Regions from separate parts of the Homo sapiens genome. Here region 2 is linked to region 1. A link is a loop called in an ENCODE intact Hi-C map of the cell type or tissue named here. Cell type or tissue: psoas muscle. All regions are shown on one strand.

What was found. Peaks named below come from ENCODE experiments on the same cell type or tissue, not always from the same donor. Only the 100,000 strongest peaks of a DNase experiment are listed, where the experiment ranks them.
Region 2: a loop joins it to region 1, with 7 times the contacts of the local background. A loop is called at or near these places in 1 of 110 quality-filtered maps.

The regions. Positions count from the first base shown.
Region 1 is chr10:101,227,208-101,229,707 of GRCh38, reverse strand. LBX1 (ladybird homeobox 1) reads left to right here and starts at 245. Exons shown (of 2, transcript NM_006562.5): 1 at 245-1,217; 2 at 1,918-2,500. The coding sequence starts at 893. The coding sequence ends at 2,438. LBX1-AS1 (LBX1 antisense RNA 1) reads right to left here and starts at 114. Exons shown (of 3, transcript NR_029380.1): 1 at 1-114. In psoas muscle, CTCF peaks have their summits at 496 and 1,287; DNase peaks (open chromatin) are centred at 597, 1,287, 2,068 and 2,497; H3K4me3 peaks cover 2,500 bases; H3K27ac peaks cover 2,500 bases; H3K27me3 peaks cover 1,483 bases.
Region 2 is chr10:101,485,444-101,487,943 of GRCh38, reverse strand. The region is part of intron 4 of BTRC (beta-transducin repeat containing E3 ubiquitin protein ligase); the gene reads right to left. Among named protein-coding and RNA genes, the nearest start is that of POLL, 100 kb to the left of the region's middle. In psoas muscle, no CTCF peak of the experiment used is centred here; no DNase peak of the experiment used is centred here; H3K4me3 peaks cover 1,425 bases; H3K27ac peaks cover 1,361 bases.

The DNA.
Region 1 (2,500 bases):
TGCAGCTAGGCCGGCGGGAGGCGGGTGCGCCAGGAGCGCGGCTCGCAGTTTGGGGTGGGGGCGGTGGCTTTTCAGTCGCCCGAGGTTCGGGTGCAATAAAGGAGCAGCTAATGTAATTTACAAACAGCTCGGGCCGAACGCAGCGCAGCGCCCGGACTGACAGGCGCATTAGGCAGGCTAATTCCAGCCGGCTCCTCCTACCCCCGGCCCGCTAATTAATGAGCTTCCCAACTTACAGCCGCCTGCATTGGACAGACAGAGAGTGAAAGAGAGGGCGAGGGAGAGGGAGAGAAGGAGAGAGAAGGGGGGAGCAGAGAAGAGAGAAGAGAGAGGGAGGGAGGGAGAGCGAGAACAGGAGGAGAGAACAGAGGCAAAGAAGAGAGGAAAAAGGGAGAAAGGAGAGAGAAAGAGAAAGAAGTGCCGCTGCAGATAATTGATTACACCGCGATCAAGGCTAACTTGTTAGCAATAGTCAATTGCCCCGTCTCTCCGCCTCCCTCGCAGTCCGGGATCGGCGCCCTCGCCTCGGCTCTTCCAACTGCGGCCGCCAGGACCCGGGGCCAGGAGCCACTGCCGAGCCACCTGACACCTTTAAATAGCACCGGGGTTGGCGAAACTGGAGCCCCGCGCAGCGCGCCCCGGCTCCGGCCCCGGATTGCTGGAAGCCCCAGCAGCAGCGGCGCCCGCGTCAGCGCCCTCTTCCCGGGGCCCCGCGCTGTTCTCCCCTCCTCAGCCGCCGCGCTAATCGGCCCCGCGCCCGGCCCGCGCCCTGCCCAGTGCGGCCTCCTTTCCACCCGCCGCTGCCTGCCCGCGCCGTCCGGCGCCCGAGCTGCCCGCGGGCTGGGTCCCCGCGGCCCGAGCCGCCCCGGCCGGGACCCCGAACAAGGCCGAGATGACTTCCAAGGAGGACGGCAAGGCGGCGCCGGGGGAGGAGCGGCGGCGCAGCCCGCTGGACCACCTGCCTCCGCCTGCCAACTCCAACAAGCCACTGACGCCGTTCAGCATCGAGGACATCCTCAACAAGCCGTCTGTGCGGAGAAGTTACTCGCTGTGCGGGGCGGCGCACCTGCTGGCCGCCGCGGACAAGCACGCGCAGGGCGGCTTGCCCCTGGCGGGCCGCGCGCTGCTCTCGCAGACCTCGCCGCTGTGCGCGCTGGAGGAGCTCGCCAGCAAGACGTTTAAGGGGCTGGAGGTCAGCGTTCTGCAGGCAGCCGAAGGTAGGCGCAGCTGCTGGGTTCCCCTGCACCCAGCGCCTCGCGCCCTGTGCCCTGCGCGCTTCGTCCCCTATGCCTCTGCTCGCCTCTGCCCTCTCCGGCCGCCAGGGCCTTCCAGCCTGAGCAGCTGCTTATGGGAGTGAAGATATGTGGGACGGGACCCAATCCTTATTTCCCAGGGACCTCTGGGTAGGCCAGAGCTGGGGGGTGGCAGGAGAAGGGTGGCCAAGCTCTTTCCGCAGTCTGCTTGCTTTGCCGGGCTCCCTTGCGTTCCCAGTGTCCTGGGCGCTCTTAGCCCGGCTACTCGGCGTGGGGAATCGAGAGTCTTTTGCCGGGGACCTTATGGGTAGGGTAGAGTTGAAGTGATTGGGAAGGGATGGAGAACCAACATTCACACCGCAATTAGGGTGTCTCTGTCTGGCTTTCTCATACCCTTAGAGACTTTGGGTCTTTCAAACCAACTCTTAGGTAGGGGGCAGAGACCAAAACAATTTTTCCTAGGGACTTCTGGGAGACCAAAGACAGGAGATGGTTTGCCATAGCCAAGACTTGCCCTGGTCCTGGAGGCTGAATTAAATCTGAGAAGGGAACATTGGTAGACTGCAGGCCGGACAGGCCTGGGTGGGTTACGGAGTTACGGGGGCGAGAGCCAGGGTGGGCTTCCTCTCTCCCAACGCGAGCCTACACTGTCCTTTCCTCCCAGGCCGCGACGGTATGACCATCTTTGGGCAGCGGCAGACCCCTAAGAAGCGGCGAAAGTCGCGCACGGCCTTCACCAACCACCAGATCTATGAATTGGAAAAGCGCTTTCTATACCAGAAGTACCTGTCCCCCGCCGATCGCGACCAAATCGCGCAGCAGCTGGGCCTCACCAACGCGCAAGTCATCACCTGGTTCCAGAATCGGCGCGCTAAGCTCAAGCGGGACCTGGAGGAGATGAAGGCCGACGTAGAGTCCGCCAAGAAACTGGGCCCCAGCGGGCAGATGGACATCGTGGCGCTGGCCGAACTCGAGCAGAACTCGGAGGCCACAGCCGGCGGTGGCGGCGGCTGCGGCAGGGCCAAGTCGAGGCCCGGCTCTCCGGTCCTCCCCCCAGGCGCCCCGAAGGCCCCGGGCGCTGGCGCCCTGCAGCTCTCGCCTGCCTCTCCGCTCACGGACCAGCCGGCCAGCAGCCAGGACTGCTCGGAGGACGAGGAAGACGAAGAGATCGACGTGGACGATTGAGCGGCGCCCCGGGTCTTCCGCCGCCCTGGGCTCCTAGCGCTCGAAAGCCCAACGCCTCCCGG
Region 2 (2,500 bases), 260 kb before region 1:
CAGTATTTCTTAAGCCTGCAACCAGCTCTAGAATGGAAAGATAATGCCTGTACACAGCAAGAAAAAAAGTAACATAAAACACAGATTTTTTTGCTTTCCTTTTCAGAAACTGAGCCTGGCATTGTGCAGCTGTGGTGCTCCCTTCATCATTCCCTCTGTTTCCACTCTTGCTAATTAAAAGGTTGATCACAGAACACTGTTCTTCTCATTAATTTCAGTGTTCCGACTGGGTAGGATCCCTGCTTACCCCACCTGATCTTTTCACACTGTTGAAGTTAATGTGACAGGAGTCCAAAGATGGATTACCTGCTGCCATATTGCCCATCGCCTCCAATCAGGAGCTATCTGTGTAAACTGATTGTTCTAATTTGCTCTCATTATTTTTACAATATCAGGAGAAAATAACGCACACAGCTCACTGTCAAAGCCATGAAAATCAGCCATTAGTTAAACCCAGACACTGAGTGGCTTTATTAGAGGCACTGCAGTTTATTGATGTAGCTCCAGTCAAAGAAGGCTGCATTTGTTTCAGCAAAAGGAAATGTTTAAGTCTGCAAGTAAGTATTTATTGTGGTAATACCCACAGCAACAGGATATTCTGAAAAATCCTGTTCTTCATATAGTTGGTTTTGACACAAATTATATAGCAATGAAGAAATGGGTTGGCATAAGAAAGTAGGTAACATTTAATAAACATTGAGTAGCATGAAAATCTATTAACTCAAATCCATAAGCACGCTTCACCTCCTATACCTTATATAACAAGAAACCCTATTCTGTGACTACAAATGCTAATCAATTAATAAGGGTGATTTTATTTTGTCCCATATAACAACAAATATTTTTTCCAAAACAGAAATTTTATTACTTAGGAATCAAAATTATTTCTATAATGATCACACAAGTATAAATTTAAATGATATGTTCTTATAAAATGTAATGTTTCAATAAGATTGATTACTAATCCTAGTATCATAGATATTCACAATATGTTTCAGAATGAGAAAAGAAGCAGTGCAGCTAAGCAAACAAGCTGAGATTTAAACCCTTCAGTAAGTGACAGTTTCTTAAAGCAGAAGTCAGAACACCACAGAAAGGTCTGATATTCAGTGAGATAATATCTTCAAAAGATTTGTCCTGGTCATAAAGAATATATATTTCATGTTGTAAAGAAAATGCTAACTCCAGAAGAAAACAGATTTTAACTTGGCATTTCTAGGCTTGTCTTGAGTATGACCATTTTATAAAAATGTTAGCTAAACCCTGCCTGAACAGCATTTTAGGGGGCTGGAGATGAAGGTATAAATAATAGAAACCGATGCCTTTTAAATAAAGAAATTTAACTAATTCACACACTCTTTTCCCCACCTCCCCTCTTTAGTATTAGGAGGAAACATGGCTTCCTCCTGTTTTCTTTCTACACTAAGATTCCTAGGTAATGTGACGGCAAGAGTATGCCCTTCTTGCTGTTCCCCTTTTAATGGCCACTTTTTTTTTTTTCCCTGAGAAATGTGCCACGCTTTTCTCCTTAAAATTCCTGCACTAAAAGACTGCACCATACTGCACTCCGCAAAACGTGCTGATGGCGCCAATTACAAGCCCCCAGCCGAATGCTCCAGCCCCCACCATTCGGGCAGATTTATGCGGACTCTTGCCGACGTTATTACAAGTCAGAGTTTATTGGGAAATTGTTACATTATGCGGAGTGTCTAACAAATTGCTTATGCTGCTATAATTGGATTACAACAGCCGCTTGCTCCCACCGGTAAGATTAGGCAAGTAGGACTCCTGCCGATCTCTGAGCGTTAGCAGTAATTTTATTTGCCTTGCCTCTCTCTTTCCTAACAACATGCCTCTCTCCCTGCCAGCTGTCTGCTGAAAAGGCACAGCCTTGTTCCTTGGCCCTAACAATGCAATTACAGCCCCGCAGATCGCACTGTTTGTGCATTAAGTACAGAGCCAAAACGAGGCGAATTGATCGTTTGACTTTTGGAGAAGCCATGTGATCTCTCTGTGCGGGTGATCCGACATGCATCAGCAGGCAATACTGCAGTCAATTCTTGATGAAGAACTTTCTTCTTTCATCCCTCTTTCCCCTAACCTCTCCCTTTTCACTGAGGAAGACACTGACTGGGCTCATTTCATGCTAATCTAGATCAATCCACAAAGACAAGCTCGAGCCTATTAGCTCCCTGGCTAGATAGAAATATGAATAAATTCTAGCATCTTGAAGTGCCTCAGTCAGATATATCAGTGGTTCCCAACAGCTGAACCGCTGCTATTTAAAAACAAAAACAAAAACAAAAAAAACGGTTCATAGAGTTCACTGAAGAAATTTACAGAAACACGGTAGTTCAAAAGAACTACCGAAAGTTTTAGATTTGTAAAATAAAACTGCCTTGGAATGGCTTTGTTATAAGCTGTCTATATTCTGTCTATATTCAAGGGCCATCCAGAATCAGCACTAAAACCTGGGTCCTGCCTTTCTCTGCAGATCTGC